Regions from separate parts of the Homo sapiens genome. Here all the other regions are linked to region 1. Evidence: chromatin loops called from intact Hi-C (ENCODE). Cell type or tissue: PC-3. All regions are shown on one strand.

Region 1 (2,500 bases):
GACACCATAACATGGGCTTCAGAGTCAGACATTCAGGGTTCAAATCAGGACCTTTCCAATGAGTGAAGTTGGGCAAATGCTTCTCCATTTCAAGCCTCAGTTCCCTCATGGAATCAAAGTGAAATGAGGTGAGTTGTACAAAGAGCTTACCCAGGGTCCGGGCTGTGGAGCATGTTAAATAAATGTTGCCCAACATCTTCCTCTTCTTTCTCTTTCTCCTCCTCTTCCTCGTCTTTGTTGTATGTAAGAAGTAGCAGGAAAAAAACCCCAAAAGTTTAATTTTAAATTATACATGTCCTTCTTTATTTCTTACATGTTAGGTTATTCATGATTCACAATACTTTAACCTTTTATCACCTCAAAATTGAATTTCTTTTTTTAGTTGTCTAATTGCTTATAACTTTCAAAAAAAAAACTTCATTTTGAATAGAAAATGTATGTTGATGTGAGCTCTCTAAACTCCATTTTTAATCACTGGAGGAATCCTCAGCAACATTTTTGCTTTAATTTTACATTCAGATTTTGTTTTGTAGGACAGTCAAGTTGAAGGACTCCCCTGATAGCCCTTTCAGGAGGTGACATAGCAAGAAATGCTGAAGTTTTACAAACAGCTAATATAGAACGCTTCTACTAAAGTTTTAGGTTTGGCTCAGCATCCTCAGTTTGAAAAGCAAATTACAGCTTTCATCAATTAACTTTGCAGGGCTAGCAGCTTATTCATACTGAAGAAGATTGATGAATTTCATTGAAAATTGATGCTCATAGTAGCAATGAAATTGTATTCAGACTATTTTCATCTTCATCATTTAAAAGAGAATGCATGAGGGGAAAAAAGTGTCTAAAATTTGGAACTAGATACAAGGAAAGCTTATTATAAATAATGAAATTTGAGACCAATGAGCTAAGTTTTGCATTTTTCTTTTGTGTCACTTATTATACTGCATGACCTCAGGTGAAGAAGTATGTTGACTTCCACTCGATGGAAAAATGATGATAGAGGAAGTTATAAGCTGCCAGTTCACAGGTCTAGCTGTGAATTGAACTACAAAAAATCATTTTAGTTAATCTAGTGGATAGCAAAACTCAGATATAAATAATTAAAGCATCACTCCTTTCTCAGAAAGAAAAGAAGAATCCTACAAAGGTATAATATTCTAGTATGAGCAGAATGCATGATATGAAACTAGAAACAGAGTTACTGTATTTTGATAGAGAATCTGACTCTTGGAAGGCGATATCAACTAGCTATATTTAGGCAGTACCAACGGGAGGCAGTGTTGCCTCATGCACAAAGGCTTGTTCTTTCGAGCTAACTAACCTAGGTTCCTTTTCGTGTTCTTCATTAGTTATGGCAAGTTACTTTTCTTCTCTAAGCCTTATTTTTCACGTTGGTAAAATGGGTTAAACATAGCGCTTACTTAGTACGGTCGTTATGAAGATTAAATGAGAAAATGTATGTTAAGTGCTTAGCATAATGTTTGGCACAGAAAATGCTTGTATGTTGTAAATGAGATCTGCCAGTATTATTACCATTCCTTTAGCCAGTAAAGGATTGTCTAAGAGAGATGATGTGGTTTGAACGTATAAGGGCTCTGCTTACATTAATTTATGTCAGAACATTTGTTTTAATTCATCATTACTTTGATTATTTTGCCCAACAGCAGCATATTATGGTATAATTTATAGCCTAAATATAAAAATGAGACTTTGATATTTACATAAATTTTGCTTCCTCATTAAAAAGTAATTGATTGAGGAAATGGTTTGGAAAATGCCTCACTGATTTTAAAAAGTTAGCTGAACATCACCTTATGAAACTCTTTCAACAACTGTGGTGTTTGTGTAAAAAATACGTGAGTAATAAATGACAATAAGAGGAACAAATATAAACTATGTGTTTGGTAAGTGAGTCAGTTCAGCTAGTCACACAACAAATTGACTTGGATGATGTTTATATCTTATAATGGCATTTTATATATTTTTCATTCAAGAATGACTGTGAATAGAGCTTTCAAAGTTTATATGTTCTTAGAGTATGTTTATCTTTCATATATGGCAGTCACCTTGTTTTGCTCTTTCCATTCTGTTCTGTTGCACTTTCTTTTCAATGCTACAGCATTGTGACCTAGACACAATTCTCTTTTCGCTTGCTCTATCTTTTTTGTTCTCAATGCCTTGGGCACCTGCAGTTTAAGGTCATTAACCCCTTGGCCTTTGTAGAAATCAAAATATAATCTGTGTAGATATATATTGAAATTATTTCCTGCAACTATTGAAATTTCAGTAAAGGTCATTGTGGTTCCATGTATTCTACAGATGTTGAATACTTTTTGTAGAACATGTTCAGTGTTTGGTATTTCTGAGTGACTGAGTTTTGATAAAAATAGAATTAAATTTAGACCCCATTAACACTCCATATTTCAGAGGCATATAAATATAGCGATACAGTAAACAGTCTAATGACATAAAAACATGAATTGTATGTTTGAAAAATACATGT
Region 2 (2,500 bases), 390 kb before region 1:
GGAACAATGATGTGTACTACTGTGGAATTAGATCCTATCTGGATATTTTGTTAGGAGGTTTGACTCACTTCTTCCTCATGTTTTTATATTATTCTTAAGGCTTTTCATACCTCTTTATTGGAGTTTACTAAAGATTTTAATGTCTAGCACACGTTCCTTTCAAATAAGCATTGGTAATTTATTTTTTTCTGGTTCATCTGTGAAGAATCCCAGTGAGCCTTTTTGAAAACTCATCATTTGCAGTTACTTTAGAACAGCAATTTATAGAAAGGTACTGTATTAGAAATGTTTTATTTCAGTCCACTCGAGCTGTGAAGTGCAAGAACCATGAAGATTGAAAAATACAAATGATAGAAGTGTCTCTTTCTCCTTATTTTCTAGCCTTCTTTGAATCCTGGGGGGAGCCAGTCATCTGATGTGGTGCTTTTGAACCACTGGAAAGTGAGGAATTTTGAAGTACACCGTGGTGACATTGTATCATTGGTGTAAGTAACTCAGAAGCATACTATATTTGTATATAAAATTATTTATACTTATGCTGATTTAACTGGTAATCCACTGTTAATATCATATTGCCAATTATTAAATTGAATACATGTTAAATACAATGCATTTTTAAAAAATCAATTTTGCAGTGTAACAATGCTATAAAAAGAATTTTTTGCATTTAAAATATGTTAGTTGACTAACATATTTGGATTTGGTGAAATGTATTTAATGAAATGTTGATTAGAAATTATTAAAAATACATGCATTTGGTACTACTTTGGAATATTTTGAAATTTTGCATCTTGGTAAGCAACTTTTTTGTTACCCCAATGTTTTCTTGGTTTGTATAGATTAAAAAGTATTCCTAGAAGGTGATAATTATGACATGAAAATCATTGACATTTATGTACATCAGGAGTTTAACTGAAAAAGGAAGTTTGAAAGACTAGCACTGGATGCTTCTGTTTGGGTCCAAAAGGTGGCACTGTTTCACTGTTATAATATGATGACTGGTCAGGATCAAAAATTTCATTCCAGTCTTAATGTAGAAAAGGAATGTCAAAGTGTGTATAACTGACACAATGATATAATACATAGTCCTAGGACAGGCCTAAATGGTTTGGAGATTTTTGTTTGTTTGCTTTAAAAGTAAATTTACACTAGGAAGACTGTAGCCAAACTTGTCTAATTTCTTCTGGTTTCAAATACTTATAAAAATGTTGTAGTATGATTCCCTGTTATGCCAGTTAGGGGTAGCAATTAAGGTAGCAGTGTTACTGCCATTTGATTTGGAGACAGTAAAAACCTGCTACTGGGTAAATACTTTTCCCATTTGTATTTCTGATTCTTGAATTGGAAGGATTTTTTTCTTGTTGGATGGTAATTTATAATTGGTAAAAGCAAGACATCATCTGCTTATTTGTACTTACCTTTGGCTAGTGCTTTGTGGAAATAGATATTCTATAAATGTGTTTCTTTCAGACTATTCTACCAGTATTCATTTGAAAACATATTAACCAAATCTCGTTAGTGACTAATGAAATAAATTCAAGTGGAGTTTTGTATGGCAGACATCCAAGGAGGGGGATTAAATGCTTCTCAGGTTTTGAGTGCTTTTAAAAATATTAACCTGCTCTTTGAAGTGTACTTTTATTTTGTCATTCCGAGTACTATTTTTGCAACCTCCTAAACAACCTTTTCCATGCTGGGTTAGCCTGTCATATGCTTATTATTCTTTTGCCTTTGGTTTGACAAGGTTATATCCTCACTTAGTTGGTGATGGAAAGGATACCCACCCAAGTGAAAGAGGTCACACTATACGCAGACAATTGTGCAGTATTTTTTTTTTCCCGTGAGAAACATGCTGACTATCTCTAACCAAGTGGACTTAAATAGATAATTGAAAAATAAAACAGGGCTGCTTGATATTCAGGGTTGCATGGGTCCATAAAAGTATCCTACCATATCATGGAGTATATTAAAAAGAGCACACTACTATTTTATATAAATATTCATAGTGATTGATATTTATTATATACATTAACTTCAAAAATATTCTATTCAAATTGGGATTGATATATAAATTATAGCTATTCCAGTTGAACTGTGTTTTTTTTTTTTTTTTTTTTTTTTTTTTGAAACAGAGTCTCGCTCTGTTGCGCAGGCTGGAGTGCAGTGGCGGGATCTCGGCTCACTGCAAGCCCCGCCTCCTGGGTTCAGGCCATTCTCCTGCTTCAGCCTCCTGAGTAGTTGGGACTACAGGGGCCCACCACCACGCCCAGCTAATTTTTTGTATTTTTAGTAGAGACGGGTTTCACCGTGTTAGCCACGATGGTCTTGATCTCCTGACCTCATAATCTATCCACCTCGGCCTCCCAAAGTGCTGGGATTACAGGCGTGAGCCACTGCGCCCGGCCTGAACTGTGTTTTTAATGACTCAGTTATGTGCTATATCTTTGTCATGTACAAATAACACAAACTTTCATGTGCTTGTTCTTAGGAGGAGCCATTT
Region 3 (2,500 bases), 1.0 Mb after region 1:
TTTCATTGATACGGTGGTTCTACTTTTTCTTCTACTTCTTTATTGAGCTGTCAGTTCATGTATTAATCATCTATTTAATGAATACTTATTGAGGACATACTTTGTGCCAGGCACCTACTAGGCCTTGATATTACATAAACATCATTTAGGCAAATCCCTGCTCTCATGGAGCTGATATTATAATGGGGAGAGAACATCATTAAATTAAATGTTATTGGAAAAAAACAATGTAATGAGAGAGAGTGCTGTGAGGGTATTTTATGAATTAAGAAGTGTGATGGTTAATGCTGAGTGTCAACTTGATTGGATTGAAGGATACAAAGTATTGATCCTGAGTGCATCTGTGAGGGTGTTGCCAAAGGAGATTAACATTTGAGTCAGTGGGCTGGGAAAGGCAGACCCACCCTTAATCTTAGTGGGCACCATCTAATCAGCTGCCAGCATGGCCAGTATATAAAGCAGGCAGAAAAATGTGAAAAGACTAGACTGGCTTAGCCTCCCAGCCTACATCTTTCTCCCATGCTGGATGTTTCCTGCCATCAAACATCACACTCCAGCTTCTTCAGCTTTGGGACTCGTACTGGCTTCCTTGCTCCTCAGCTTGCAGACAGCCTGTTGTGGGACCTCACCTTATGATCATGTGAGTCAGTACTGCTAAATAAACTCCCCTTTACATATACATCTATCCTATTAGTTCTATCCCTCTAGAGAACCCTAATACCAAAAACATCAGAGCACCCTATTGATAAGATGATATTTGAGCATTTCATCTCCTGATTTTCATATTGCCTTCTTTTCACTGAGAACTCATATCCCTGCTTTGTCCTCTGGTTTTTGTTAGAAAATGTGATTTTGTTGAATTTAAAATATATAACTTGTGGGATAATTGGCATTATTTTTGTGTTCAGCATGGCAGCAACTTTTTTTTTTTTGAGATGGAGTTTCACTCTTGTCGCACAGGCTGGGGTACAATGGCGTAATCTCGACTCACTGTAACCTCCGATTCCCCAGTTCAAGCAATTCTCTTGCCTCAGCCTCCTGAGTAGCTGGAACTACAGGTGTGCGCCACTATACCCAGCTAATTTTTTGCACTTTTAGTAGTGATGGCGTTTCACCATGTTGGCCAGACTGGTCTTGAACTCCTGACCTCAGGTGATCCATCTGCCTCGGCCTCCCAGAAGTGCTGGGGTTACAGTCGTGACCACTGCGCCCGCATGGCAACATGTTCTGATTGGTCATTTGATATCCTGTTCCCATCCTTTTTGCATACAATCTTTCATAGAGATCCTGTGCTTATACTGGTTACTCATATTTAAATCGTGAGTATTTGATGGAGAAGGGGGTCTCAGGCTGTGTTCCAGTCTATTATGAGGGTTTTTTTGACATATTAATATTTTGTTTGAGATTTATTTTCAGCATTTATTTCTCTTTGGCCAATCGGTTTAGTGTTGGAAACAGTTTGACATTCTCTCTTCTGACCCCTTGTGGGAGAGCTTTTTCCTGCAATCTATGCTAAGTCTGTTGCTGGATCAGCCTGTCACTTTGCTTCAAAGAGCCAAGTAATTCCAGAGACTTTCCTGTCCCCAACTTATGGTTATTTCTGCTATGATAGACAGAGGGATTTTATTTTGCACTTTGGTTTGTACTCGACTTTGGAAAGGTATTATTTCCTCTTTTTTTTTTTTTTTTTTTTTTTTTGAGACAGAGTCTCGCTTTGTCGTCCAGGCTGGAGTGCAGTGGCGCGATCTCTGCTCACTGCAAGCTCTGCCTTCCGGGTTCACGCCATTCTCCTGCCTCAGCCTCCCCAGTAGCTGAGACTGCAGGCGCCCGCCACCACGCCCGGCTAATTTTTTGTATTTTTAGTAGAGACGGGGTTTCACCGTGTTAGCCAGGATGGTCTCGATCACCTGACCTCGTGATCCGCCCGCCTCGGCCTCCCAAAGTGCTGGGATTGCAGGCTTGACCCACCACCCCTGGCCTCCTAAATCTTTCTGATGTCTGCAAGTGTTAATTCTTTCTCTGCTTTTGTTTCACATTCATGTACTGTCTCCACTGCAGTTGACTCCCTTTGCATATACATTGTGCTTCAGAGTTTGATCTCCCGATTTCCTTGACACTGGGGGGTCTGCATTTTTATTTTTTTCCTTGCCTCTGGTTGAATTGTGGAAAAATAAGTGGATACTTACTTCGTCTTTATTGTGGCTTCTTCAAACAGAATGTCTGCACTAGCAGCATTCATTTTACAGAATTATTATTATTTTTTAATTCTGGACACCTGTGGTATTAAACTTTTCTCATTCAAACAAAAATTAAAAGGAAAAGCAATAAAACATCAAAACAAATCAGGTCTAAGGAACATGAGCTGTAACATCACTTGATCCATCCTGAAACAAGGGTTTCGATGAGAAGCACATGTGATGAAGGAAGAACTAGACAACTTTCAGAATTGGAGTCTGGCAAGTGAATTAATATGAACAGAAATATTGTTTTCTTAAAACAA

The links. Peaks named below come from ENCODE experiments on the same cell type or tissue, not always from the same donor. Only the 100,000 strongest peaks of a DNase experiment are listed, where the experiment ranks them.
Region 2: a loop joins it to region 1, with 5 times the contacts of the local background. A loop is called at or near these places in 85 of 110 quality-filtered maps.
Region 3: a loop joins it to region 1, with 3 times the contacts of the local background. A loop is called at or near these places in 11 of 110 quality-filtered maps.

The regions. Positions count from the first base shown.
Region 1 is chr7:111,097,613-111,100,112 of GRCh38, reverse strand. All of the region lies in intron 3 of IMMP2L (inner mitochondrial membrane peptidase subunit 2), which reads left to right. It overlaps LRRN3 (leucine rich repeat neuronal 3), which reads right to left. Exons shown (of 3, transcript NM_001099658.2): 2 at 151-232. Among named protein-coding and RNA genes, the nearest start is that of LRRN3, 7.7 kb to the right of the region's middle. RefSeq lists an enhancer at 2,395-2,500. In PC-3, a CTCF peak has its summit at 1,265; a DNase peak (open chromatin) is centred at 1,892; H3K4me3 peaks cover 864 bases; H3K27ac peaks cover 1,566 bases.
Region 2 is chr7:111,485,223-111,487,722 of GRCh38, reverse strand. It overlaps IMMP2L (inner mitochondrial membrane peptidase subunit 2), which reads left to right. Exons shown (of 6, transcript NM_032549.4): 3 at 382-485. Among named protein-coding and RNA genes, the nearest start is that of IMMP2L, 76 kb to the left of the region's middle. In PC-3, CTCF peaks have their summits at 769 and 969 (motif pointing right); a DNase peak (open chromatin) is centred at 972; H3K27ac peaks cover 2,001 bases.
Region 3 is chr7:110,089,297-110,091,796 of GRCh38, reverse strand. No RefSeq gene overlaps it. Among named protein-coding and RNA genes, the nearest start is that of LRRN3, 1.0 Mb to the left of the region's middle. In PC-3, a CTCF peak has its summit at 1,464 (motif pointing left); no DNase peak of the experiment used is centred here.